Linked DNA regions of Mus musculus: region 2 is linked to region 1. A link is a contact called in ENCODE Hi-C data. All regions are on one chromosome and are shown on one strand. Each heading gives the region's core, a stretch centred on a gene start or an enhancer-like site at or near the end of the contact. The rest is flanking DNA. Distances are from core to core; before and after follow the strand shown. Region 1 has its middle 66 kb from the start of Bach2. Region 2 has its middle 15 kb from the start of Hes5.

Region 1 (6,576 bases), core at 2,193-4,692:
CATGCTGGCTCTCTGTCTCCAGCCTCCCTCTCTCTCTCTCATGGTGTGTCTCTTCTCTGTTTGCTTGCAGGTTTGTGTATACTTTCTATACCACCAGCTCTACTTCAACTGCATCTGATTTGGTATCAAACTCACTCATTGAGCCTCTTATTAATTGCTATTTTTTCCTTGATTTATTTTGCTTTTTAAAAATATGACTAATCATAATTTGGTGGTTTTTAAAAAAATTTTTTTGAAGTCTTTTCTTTCTCTGAACCTGTGTGTTTTTCACTCTGCACTGAGTCTGTCTGATGCCTGCAGCCTCTGAGAAGCCGAGTCTACAGTTTGCTCTGCCTCATTCTAATTCAGGGTAGGCCTAGATTCTTGTATGGTGTGTGAATTCTGCTTTGCTTTGTTTTGTTGTTTTTTTTTTTAATTGTGAACTGAATTTCTGGGATCTCTGTGAATGAAAACACTTTGAAACTTGGATAAAATTCATTATTCTGAAGATGTATTCCATTTGCTTCTTCCAGATGCTCCTCAGCTTCCTATTGTTATATACATATAGATAGATAGATAGATAGATAGATAGATAGATAGATAGATAGATAGATATAGATATAGATACATATAGTTATATATACATACATATAGTTATATATATATATTTATACATAGTTATATATATAATTTTTTATTTCAAGTAGAGTGAGTATGAGCTGGAATTTTCTAAGGGTAATTTCCCCCTCCCCTCCCCCTTCCATTGCTTGCCTTTGCTTATGGTCCAGGGGAAATTTTTTCTTACCCACTGTAGATTCCTCTTCAGAGTTATTGGCTTTGGCGCTTGTATCCTGCGTGTAGACATTAAGCATTCTTTGAAAGCACAACCTCCTTGTTGATTATCTAACACACCCCCAATAGCCATTAGCTCCTGCCTCCTGCTTCAGGGTTAACTGAACCCTGTGTTCTAGCTTTCTTGTCCCTTCTGACAGTTGTTATTATCTTAGAGTTGAACCATCCCTTGCCTCCAGCTCACGCTGGTGTCTTTCAGGGCCCTTTGTGCGTATACCACATCCTGACAGTAGAAGTCCTCCTGATTTCAGAGCTGAACTATCCAAATGGGAAATGATAATGGCTGACTTAGATCTTTTTCATGGTTATTTTTTAGTTCCGTGACATTGCCTTAATGGCACAGGAGACTGATTCTCACTTAAGGACAGCTAGCACATCCTTGACTAGAAATCAAAACTCTGAGATGCTTCAGTATGGCCACTAAGAAATTTTCGAGTTTTAGAGAATTTTGGGTCTGGGATTTCTACAATTAGGGATGGTTAAATGTCCAAGATCACACAGATGTCCCCAAGTCTGAAAAGTTCTAAAATATGATACAGTATTGGTTTCTGGCATTTAAAGTGGTTTTCATAACTATTAATATTTACTTTTAGAGGACTTTGTGTTCGTTTTTGATCCACTGAAGCAGTGTTATAAAAAAATCTATAAGGGCTGGAGAGCTGGCCCAGGAGTTAGGAACACTTGTCCTTGCAGAGGACCAGAACCTGATTCCCAGCACCTGCATGGCAACTCACAAGTATTTATAACTCTAACCCCAGGGGGATCCAATGCCTTCTTCCGACCGCCAGTCATACAGACGTACATCCAGGCAAAACACCCAAATACAAAAGTTAAAAGAAAAGTAGCATATAACTAAAATCGTTAAGAATAAAGCTCCCACCCATTCACTTGCTTTTCAAGAAATGCTGATGGAGTTCTTTATCTTTAGGTTTTGGGGAACAGATAAATCATGAATTACAGATGCCTACCCTTGTTGAGCTTAATCCTAGTTAAGGAGATAGACAGATAACAAGATAAAAATTCTGGCAAGTGTGATGAATGTAACTGGGAGCAGTCGAACACTCACAGGAAGATGGGAGTTATTTTTTTCATATTTTAAAGAACAGCTCTAAGACTGATTGGAGCTCTGCTTATATTAAGATGCATCCAAACTGTTAAGTAAACATTGTATCACTACACCGTAATTAATTCTAACTTAAAGTAGAGATTAATATGTCCATTTGTAGAAGTTAATAGATTGAAACAGTGAGTGTTTTTATAGATCTCTGGGCATCTCTACTGAAAACACAATAAGACACTGAGAAGATGGCTCAGAGGGTAAAATGTTTGCCACACAAGCATGAAGACCTAGAACTCATGGAAAAGTGGTGGGTATGTGTCTAATCTACCCCCGAGGGTGCAGACACAGGCAGGTCCTTGAAGTTCATTCACAGGCCACTCTACCCAAATTGATAACGCTTCAGGTTCAGTGAGAGACCCTGTCTCAGAAATAAGGTGTAAAGAGATTGAGAAAAGATACCCGATATTGACTTTAGGTACATACACTACACCCCCCACACCCCACAAACACACACACACACACACACACACACACACACACACACACACCAATTAAATAAAGTATCAATTTCAGTAAAACACCAACTTTATGGTAACAAAATTAAAGATTCCTTGAGTTTAAAAAGCTAGCATTAAATAGGAAAATACTCATTTCTACCCCTCAACCTCCACAAACCCAGAGACAAACAAAATATTCACCAACCACTAAATACCCTAAGGGCCTAATTGTCTGTTATACTCAACTCACTGTATTGGTTCTGAAAGTCCCAACTGGTGAAGATATAATAGGCTATTCATTCCTTTAGTACAAAAACTGACAAACAGGTCAGAAGGAAGCAGCAGAGAACAAAGGGAGCAGCGAGTCCTGGGGTGACAAGCAGCAGGCACCGTTTCTAAAGGACCACCGTTAACCTGGCGACCACAGCTCTGCAGACCAATAGCGAAGGGCCATTTATAGCTCAGTTCCCACGAGGGCACAACTGTGCTCTGTACAGCACGTCGGAGGGGGACAGAGAGTTTATTGTTGAACAATGGTAGTGGCTCCCCGCAGGAAGTAGGGTGAATGTCTGGGTTAGCGGCACTGGTGACTTCATTGATCTGACCTGGGTAAGGATCAGACAGGACTCTGAACAGGAAGAGTTGTGGGTGGTTTATTCATGAGAACTGTGCTTTTTATGGGTTTTGCTTTTTTAGTAGTGAAAGCATTACCCAAGATGTTTCCTTGCTTACTGTCTATCCTGAGATTTTTGTTTCAGGGAGCGAACTTGATGGGGAACAAAATATCCACCTTCCTGTAAGGACAAAGGGTTTCTGGGAAGCTGCCAGTCACTGTCTCGGGTTTGAATTGTAAAAACCAACAGACGCTTCTTCGGAAAGGATTCTGTAAACCTTTTCTGTTGTTGTTTTTTAAGTTAACCAATAGTCTGCGAGAAAGCAACTGTTAACTCGTTTTGTTATTTATCTGTGTTTCCCAACCCGTGTGCCGAGGGGCTCTGGGACAGCGTGTTAAGTCCGAGGGCAGCTCCAGAGTTGGCGGCATACATTGTCCATCGTGGGGGACACGCCTGTAGAGCCCTGTGCCAGTATTAGCCGGAAGCAGGTCCTACTACATCAGCATTCAACTGCACCACGTTCTCTTGATGACCTCATCTCAATGCTAAAGTGAGAACAGGAAGGGAGGGTGGTGGGGTCTATGCTGACGCCACAGCCTGATGTTCTGCAATACTAAGAGATACAGAGATGATCTCGTAATACGTTTTTACAAGGTTATTTAAGAAGGAAATAAAAGTAGTGCTTTTTACTGTATAAGTGTTTGTCCAACAGTGACTAAGTCATTAGTCCATAAATAGTTATATTGTCTGGGGTCAAATGACCTAACAAACAAATAGCACCATTGAGCACTTGTATTATAACACAGGCACTGTTAAGTACTTACTGGTACTCTAAGAGATTTACACGTTATTTGGGAACCTGTAATGTGTGTTCCATCCCATGGACACCCACACACAGTTTTGAATTTATTATTTGCCGTTTGCTTCACATATTATGGAAGTCGTATAGAATATTATTTAAATTTTGTAATAAACAATTTGCTTTTACTTGACCTTCCATATTTTTAAGCCAGCCCTCTAAGGACTTGCCGCTCTTCCCCTTTCGTCGGAGGTCTGGTCAGACTCCTCGCACAGCCTGCTTGTTTAGATAGCCAGTATCCGGCAGTTCCATGGGCTACACCCCTGGAAAACGATTCCCAGGATCAAAGAACAGGGACTTTCTAATGCCTGTATTATCCAGATGGAGGGTGTGCATGCCAAGCTGCCCCTTACAAGACATTATATTGATTCCTTTCCCTTGAGAGTGTTTGAGATTACCTCAGCCAAACCAAGGACTGCATTGGGGAATTCAGTCATTGGTGCTCAGGGTTGTGAACCAGCCAAAGATGTCCCTCCTTCCCAACCACGGAGTAAGTGCAAGGCCAGTGAGAAAGCTGGCTGAGTCTGTGCTGGCCAGAAGTGCGCAGAGCCTCCAGTTCAGGAACTGCAGCAGGAGCTAGCGGTTGCTCAGAGCAGCATTTGAGAGTGGCCACACAGGAAAGAGGAAAGCCGTTGCTAGGAAACTTCTCCTTTTGGCTCATTCCAGGCTTATCTAAACAGGACCCTCCTCCACAGGTTGCACTGGAGAACAAGGATGTAGCTCAGTGGTACAGTGCTGTCTGAGCATGACAAAGCTCATCATTTGATCCCATTACCAAACAAACTCAGTGTGAGTGGAACATGCCTGTAATGAGAGGCAGAGAGCCAAGGTCTGGGTCCAGGGAGGTAGCTTAATTACATGTTGCTAGCTGTCCATGTAAGCCTAAGAGCTGAGTTCAAGTCTCCAAGATCCTTAAAAGCTAAGCATGGTAACATGAGCCTATAAGCCCTGTGTCAGGGTCAGAGAAAGGGAGAGATCCCTGGGGCCTGCTGCCCAGTCAGTCTGGCTAACTCAGTGAGCAACCCTGTCTCTAAAAAGAAAATTAAAGAGGGCAAGCAGTGAAGACAGCACATGACACTGTTAAACTCTGGCCATCACACACGCACACACACACACACGCACACACACAGAGAGATGCACCTCATGTGCATGAACACAGAGAGAGCACACACTGATACACACAGAGACATATACAAACAGAGAGATTAGACAAACACAGACACATACATACACACACATATGCACAGAGAGACACACACATACACACAGATGCACCTCATGTGCATGCACACAGAGAGAGCACACACTGAGACACAGACAAACATATACATACAGATAGACAAACACAGACACACACACATATGTACAGAGAGACACACACAAACACACACACAGATGCACCTCATGTGCATGCACACAGAGAGAGCACACACTGAGACACAGACAGACATATACATACAGATAGACAAACACAGACACACACATAAGTACAGAGAGACAGACACACACAAAGACAGAAAGGGGCTTATCCAAGGTCATTTTTATGGCCAACCTTGACTTCCTGACACCTTACCTCACCACACACACACACCTATGCACCACATGAATGCACATGGAGACATACATACAGAGATATAGACACACACACGTACAGAAAGAAACAGACAGATACACACAAAGACAGAGTTATCAATGGTCATTTTCAAGGCCAACCTCGGCTACCTGAGACCCTGCCCCATCACACACACACACACACACACACACACACACACACACACACTTCACCCTGTACTGCAATTCCATTCTACCTCCGTAAGATGAGACAAATGACCCAAGACAGGAGTTGACGTTGGGGATGCTTTTGGAAGGACAAACTTCAGGATAAAGATCAAGCAAGATCTTTTCCTCTGCAGTCCCCAGCATCTGTGTTTCCATCTCTGACCAAATATGCATCTCTTTAAATATTTAATTGACTCCTAAGCTGATATTTTCAGTTCTGTCTCAAGAAGGAAATGTGTTATGTGTTTTAGGCTTAGAACATGGAAGCTATGTGTATATCTTGGAAATGTTTCCGTTTTAAGAAAGCTCTGAAGCCCCTTTTCAGCCCTTTAGGAGATGAGCCATCTTGTACAGCTTCATCTCTTTTCAGCCCTTTAGGAGATGAGCCATCTTGTACAGCCTTGTACAGCTTCATCTCTGGAACGTCCTGAGCACATAAGCGTTTGTGGGCGTGGGCATTTCACAGGATGCTATATGCACTGCCCCCCCCCTTTTTTTAAGAAGATGAATATCCACCTTTTCTCAGTTTATGCACAGAGCTGACAAGATGTCTCAGTGGGCAAGGCACTTGGCGGGAGGGTGTAAAGCTGGATGCGGCGCCCCAGCTGCATGCAGACCCAACAGTCATGGCAACTCAGCTCTAATCCTAGAGACAGGGATCCCTGGAGTGACCAGGCTTGCTTGGGTAGCCCAGTCCTCAAGCTCCAAGTTCAAGTGAGAGGCCCTGCTTCATTATTAGGGATGCAGATTAATAGACAGGACAGTTAATATCAGCTTCTGGATTCAGCATGTGTGTGCTTGCATGCATCCAAGCTCGCCTGCACATGCACCCATGCATGCAAATGTGCACACACGGACAACAAAAAGACATTTAACATTTTATAAGTTTTCCTTTTAAAATTGTGCTCCAAAATCTCTAAAACCAAATGCCCACCC
Region 2 (6,576 bases), core at 2,916-5,415, about 120 Mb after region 1:
CTGCCTCTGCCTCTGCCTCTGCCTCTGCCTCTGCCTCTGCCTCTGCCTCTGCCTCTGCCTCTGCCTCTGCCTCTGCCTCTGCCTCTGCCTCTGCCTCTGCCTCTGCCTCTGCCTCTGCCTCTGCCTCTGCCTCTGCCTCTGCCTCTGCCTCTGCCTCTGCCTCTGCCTCTGCCTCTGCCTCTGCCTCTGCCTCTGCCTCTGCCTCTGCCTCTGCCTCTGCCTCTGCCTCTGCCTCTGCCTCTGCCTCTGCCTCTGCCTCTGCCTCTGCCTCTGCCTCGTGCACAAGTTTCTGCAGGCACAAAAGGGAAATCAGGAGGTATGGTCAAAACCTCCAATAGCTGCATTTCCTGCCGCCTGCTAAGCTAAGGTTTCTTCTTAAAGCAAAACATGAGCTTAGTTTCCATCGAGTCACCACAGTAAAAAAGAAGAGGTTCTCAAATGACGCCCCCTTTTTTACATAAAGAGGAGGATCATAGAACATAAATTTACAGAGAAAATATGTAAAGTATTGATGTGTAGCAAGACTCTAGCCTCGACTCTGTAAGGGACTTTCCCAGGTCATGGGAAATTATCCCCCCCTTACTTGTTAAATGCACCGCCCACCACCACAACTCTTTTGGTCATTCACTCGAACAACTTCTCGTGCATGAATTCACTTTATCCCATCCCCGCTCATTTCCCCATCCTCTCAAACATTCAGTTAGAATTTAGGGGGCAGCCCAGAGGTTCTGGCAACATGCCAGCTGATTCTGAACCCTCATGGGGACATACTGTCCAGACCTCCCTGGTCTGGGAGCAGCAAAATCAAGGATCAACACACCTGTAGAAGGGTCTTGGAGCTAGGGCAATGCAGGGATAGAAGACAACCAGTGTCCCAGGAGAGGAGAATCCTAGGGCACAATGGACTGGGTCAGAGGTGGCCAAGGTGCTCACACCGAGGTTGAGCACGCAGTCCAGCTGTAGGCAGCCTCAAAGTCTCTCAACACTCCTCTCTGCAGAGTGGGCTCTGGTCTTCGAAATTGTCAAGATAAGCCATGCTGACCCTGTCGCCTATGGACGGAGATACCTTAGAGTTCCTGATGAGAGGCTACAGAGAGTGACAGTTGCTCATCGGGGCCTGCCAGCTCTTTCCCCTGTCCACCTGTGCTCTGAGAAAATAAGTCCCATGAGTGTGGCCAGCACTTTCAGAATGAGGGACAGCAGTCCCTGGCAGGAGCATCTGAACACAAAGGTCCCAAGAGGGGTGGACTTCACATGGAAGGTCTGGATGCCAAGCAGGCGTGGCTCCTGGCTATCTCTTAGTGATCAGTGATGGACTCTAGCCCTGAATCCTGTGACACCCAAAAGTCCTCAGATTGTGCCCAAACAAGAAGTGCTGTCAAGTCTTGCCCCCAACACACAGGCATGCATGCATGTAAGCACACATGCACACACATGTAAATGACAGACAGGCTCTGGGGACCATGAACCACCCATGTAACCTGATGCCAAGTTATACAGAGATTGCTTCTCTATCTGTCTACATAGCTAGGAAAGCCCCATCCTCAGGCAGAAGCCTCAGCTAGGTTGGGCAGGCCCCTGTCTCAGGCATTGCCCATTATGAGGAAATGGCAGGTTCGGAGCCAGCTGGGCCTCACCTGAGTCCTGGGATCCTTGGGTACCAAGAGTCTTCCTCTGTTTTAGAAGCTGTTTAAGAAGCTGAGACACAGGAGGTCTCAGGCTAGCCTCTCCCTGAACACAGACTTGCTGATAGGTGAAGTAGCCAATGTAGACGTGAAGTGAAAGTACCCAGGGGAGCAGTTCAGTCCACATAGACAAAGAAGCCTCATTAACAAGATAGTCAGAGACTGCTCAAGGTCTCCATCCCCTGCTCAGCCTATGAGCCTCTGCCAGGTCATGCTGGGTGCTGCGAAAGTCTCACCAGGGACAGAAAATCCCCCAGAGAGGTGACTTCCCATCTGAGTCTTTACCAGAGCCAGAACCAACTTTACCAGAACTTGGGAAAGAACCATTCAGGTCTCCTCCCTCCTCAGCCTAGTGCTGAAGTGTGACCTCTGGTGGCTGCTGAGAACACCAAGATGTCCACTTGGGAGCCTAGAGCCTAGCATTTGTATGCAAACCCCTGCTTACTCTTCTTCCTTTGAGCCACTAGAGGGCAGCAAAATCCAGGCCTGACTGATCCCTGCACCTCAGGCTCATAGTCAGGCATCCCTCCCCAGAAGGTTCTGGGCTGTGTTTACTTAAGAAAGTCACATCCCACCGGGCATGGTGGCCCACGCCTTTAATCCCAGCACTTGGGAGGCAGAGGCAGGCGGATTTCTGAGTTCGAGGCCAGCTTGGTCTACAAAGTGAGTTCCAAGACAGCCAGGGCAATACAGAGAAACCCTGTCTTGAAAAACCAAAAAAAGAAAAAGAGAGAGAGAGAGAGAGAGAGAGAGAGAGAGAGAGAGAAGGAGGGAGGGAGAGAGGGAGGGAGGGAGGGAGGGAGGAAGGAAGGAAGGAAGGAAGAAAGAAAGAAAGAAAGAAAGAAAGAAAGAAAGAAAAGAAAGTCACATCCCTAGTTGAGAGGTGGTGGACTTTAATCCCAGAACCTAGAGGTAGAGGGTGACGGATTTCTGAGTTCTAGACCAGTCTGGTCTATAGAGCAAGCTCATGTCCATGGATCATCATCAATGAGGGAGTCAGGGAATTGAGAGAAATTTGCATTTCCAAGGAATAAAAAAGAGCGGGAAGGAGGCAGAGAGTGCATCACCAGCCCCACTTGACTTCCTAATGTCTCATGGCCCTATGGATGGATGGCTGCTCCTCTCTGCAATGGGCATGGTCTGCTTTACCCCTGGGACTGAGCAGCAGGTGACTGCACGAGCAGCTCATACCATGGCTCTTGGGGTGCTGGTAAGTTGGCCTCTTCAGCCAACCAGGGAGAGGAGCCAGCATAGCTGAAGGCATCCCTGACGGTCTCTCCAGTCATTTGGACCCAAAGTGGCCTCTGGGTTAGCCACAGAATCAGGGACAAAGCCAGCAGGACAGACAAGGGCCCAACCCGGGAAACCCTCAACATAGGACCAGCCTGGGTGGTACCCAGGACCTCAGGGTTGCAGTCAGCCTCAGAGTGGGTGACAGACTCAGAGTGACAGACTCAGAGTGACAGACTCGGAGTGACAGACTCAGAGTCTGGAGACTGCTGGCCAGTGCCTTTATTCAAAGCCTGTGCTGTTCCCTCTCTGAAGTATATATGCACGGTGTGCACTCTTCCACATGCCTGCCATTGCCCCAGGGATACCCAAGCAGCCTCATACTGCTACAGCATTTGTCCATCCAGCCTTATTCTGATATAAAACATGGAGCCCCCTACACAGCCTGGGAGGAACAGGATCCAGCTCTGGTCTGGCTAGAAAGGTCACGAAGGTACTCCCTATAAATCTGTCCTCCGTGGTGTGTTGGTCCAGACCTCTCTGCCACGAGCAAGTCAGACAGTGTACAGCCTTTGCAATACACAAATCCTGTGCCCCCCGCACCCTTTCTCCAAAATGAAGACAGACATGAGGGCAGGTAACCCCTCACCTGTCCACAGCTCAGTCTCTGCTCTGGAGAAAAGTAGGAGGGACACAAGAGTCTCAACTGCAGGAAGAGCCACGTCAGCAACCCTGGACTTCACCCCTGTTTCCAAGGGCCTGGAACCATGGCCACCAGGTCTCCATCCTGCTTCCTATGGGCAGGGGCTGCTCCAGCATGCCGCACTTGGGTGGCAGTATGGATCTCTTGTCACCTAGGTTACCACTTGATGTAGAAAGTAGGCTGGAGAGGCACTCTCCTTCCCAATTCCCTCTGGTATGTTTCTTTGCTTCAGAGTGTAAGGGGAAGAGGCCAGAGGCATATAAACCAAGGCAGGGTCATACGTCAGCCACGGTCTCCCACCAGGCCAAGGTTATCCAGGGATGCTGCCTCCTTGTTCCCAGCTCTGGCAGGGCTTCTGCCTGCCCCGACCCACAAACCTCCAACAGGAGAGTCCAGGCTGCCTCCAGGTCCCTGCTGGACCCACACTGTAAGTGCCGGACTCATTCTTCACTCCTAGAGCTGGGGACTCTGAAAAGCAGCCAGACCAGAGGTCACCGTGCCTTTATGGCACAGGGGGAACGGAAGGGTTGGTGTAGTCTCTAGCGTTTTCCCACGCCCAGGAGCCAATGGAGAGGCGGGATTGGACAACAGAGCATGAGCCCTCCCACAGAGGGGCTGGGCTACTATCCATTAGGAGTGAGGGGTGGAGATCTGCTACAACCAGGTCCTGGAACTCACAGGACTCTCTGGCTGGTAGGTTCCTCGCCCTTAGATCTTAACCCTCCAGTCCCTGAGAATGTTGTCACTGCCTAGCACACTGCAGCCAGGATCTAGAAATCAGTGTCATTAGCAGCTTCTGCCCTGGCCACAGCTTCCTACGGGAAAGGCACAGGACTGGTGCTCTCCTTGCCTTCCATCTTGTTATTCAAGTTGTCTGAGAGCACGTGCGCGTGCACACACAGACCCGCGCGCGTGCACACACAAACAGACGCGCGCGCGCGCACACACACACACACACACACACACACACACACACACACACACACACACACACACACACACACACACACACACACACACACACACACACACACACACACACACACACACACACACACACACACACACACACACACACACACACACACACACACACACACACACACACACACACACACACACACACACACACACACACACACACACACACACACACACACACACACACACACACACACACACACACACACACACACACACACACACACACACACACACACACACACCTGGCTGATCTCTACCTTCCACCTGCAGGACTGCAGCCCAGTCCCAGGACACACTGGGCTTGGTAGTTTTAGGGAGTGACTGAAGTTTGGTCAGGGTGCTGCATAAAGATGCTTGCTGCCAAACCTGATGATGACCAAAGTTCAGTCCCAGAAATCTGCATTATAGAAAGAGAGCCTGATCCTACAGGCTGTCCTCTGCCCCCCCCCCCCGCGTTTGTGTGTGTGTGTGTGTGTGTGTGTGTGTGTGCACGCGCGCGTGAGATTGATCAGGGTTTTTAAAAATAACTTCAGGAGCAGCCCTAAAAATGTTAAGACCATCATTCCCAGAGGTCCCCAGCTGCCTTCAACCCAATATGCAATGATCCAGTATTCACCTTCTCCAAGAAGCCCCACATACCTCTCTCTCAGGCTAGTCCTTACCTCAGTGCTGGTACAGGTATCTAACTTCCAGGGGAAGAGGACCCACGCCCCCCCCCCCATCCCCCCAGCAGCTCTAAGACTTGATAAATTCTTCCCTTTTCTTTCTTTCTTCTTTCTTTCTTTCTATTTTTCTTTCTTTCTTTCTTTCTTTTGGTTTTTTGTTTTTGGTTTGGTTTGGTTTTTGCTTTTGGTTTTGGCCACATAAGCTGAGCTAGCTTTGAACTCGCTGTGCTGCCAAGGCTAACTAACGGTAGACTCCTGATATCTCTGCCTCTGCCTGCCTCTCAGATGCTGGAATTACAGGTTCACCACTCTATCCAGACTGCTATTTCTTTTTTTTTTTTTTTTAAGATTTATTTATTGATTATATGTAAGTACACTGTAGCTGTCTTCAGACACTCCAGAAGAGGGAGTCAGATCTCGTTACGGATGGTTGTGAGCCACCATGTGGTTGCTGGGATTTGAACTCTGGACCTTCGGAAGAGCAGTCGGGTGCTCTTACCCACTGAGCCATCTCGCCAGCCCCAGACTGCTATTTCTAATCAGCTAAAATTGTTGCTCCTCACATCAGATAAGGTGACTGAGGTATGTGGAGAAGTCCTTGTCCTGATAAGGTGATCGCCACGCCCCTCTTTTCCCTCAGGTTGAGTGGCAGGCTGGGTTGCTGAGTGGGCAAGGTAGAAATGAATGCTGGGAGAGAGAACATCATGGGCAAGCCAGGGAGCAAGGAAGTGTGCCAGCCAGTGTGACTCTGGGCAGGACGTGTGGCAGGAGGAAAGGAGACAGGGCAGTCTAACGATGGCAGAGGCAGCAGCAGAGGCACTGTGCCAGGCATAATGGCAAGAGCGTGCAGGGACTTCCAGGGAGTCCTTTGCCCAGACCCTGGGACTGAGTGATGGAGCCCAGGAATGGTGCCAGCCTTAGGCAAAAGGGAGGGGTACCTACCCCAGGGAACTTTATAAAACTGCACCTTGGTCTCCAGTTCTGGGGACATCTTGGCCTCTCATTGGTCAACAGGGAGGAGGAACCTCCTTGTATTCTTGGTCTGGCTTGAGGGTGGCCAGGTAGGCTGTGGTAGCTGCTCTGCTGGCCCCGCCTGCCTGGGGGCCCTGAATGGCCTGGCGTCTTTTGTGGGAGAGCAGCTGGCGCCCAGCCCTTTATGTGGGGCTGTGGGAAAGTCCCCGGGCCAGCCTCTCACAGCCTCTCAAAAGCCGGGATTATCTCTCTGAGCCTGCAGGACACCCTCTCAAGGACCCCCTCCCCAGCAAAGTTGGGGGCAGGGACACCCCCGGAGAGGGTCTGTCCACCAGGC

Evidence for each region. Hi-C counts contacts between places; a loop is a spot of excess contacts on that map.
Region 2: a map of T-helper 1 cell shows a loop between it and region 1 (45-fold over the local background). The contact joins two enhancer-like sites. A Hi-C loop is called at or near these places in 2 of 37 maps with a recorded cell type or tissue (T-helper 1 cell and T-helper 17 cell).

The regions. Positions count from the first base shown.
Region 1 is chr4:32,348,554-32,355,129 of GRCm38, forward strand. It overlaps a transcript of Bach2 not described here. Among named protein-coding and RNA genes, the nearest start is that of Bach2, 66 kb to the right of the region's middle. Within about 2 kb of position 3,443, at least 1 of the 3 ENCODE cell types and tissues checked has a DNase peak (open chromatin) inside an H3K27ac peak, as active enhancers do.
Region 2 is chr4:154,942,351-154,948,926 of GRCm38, forward strand. No RefSeq gene overlaps it. Among named protein-coding and RNA genes, the nearest start is that of Hes5, 15 kb to the right of the region's middle. Within about 2 kb of position 4,166, at least 1 of the 3 ENCODE cell types and tissues checked has a DNase peak (open chromatin) inside an H3K27ac peak, as active enhancers do.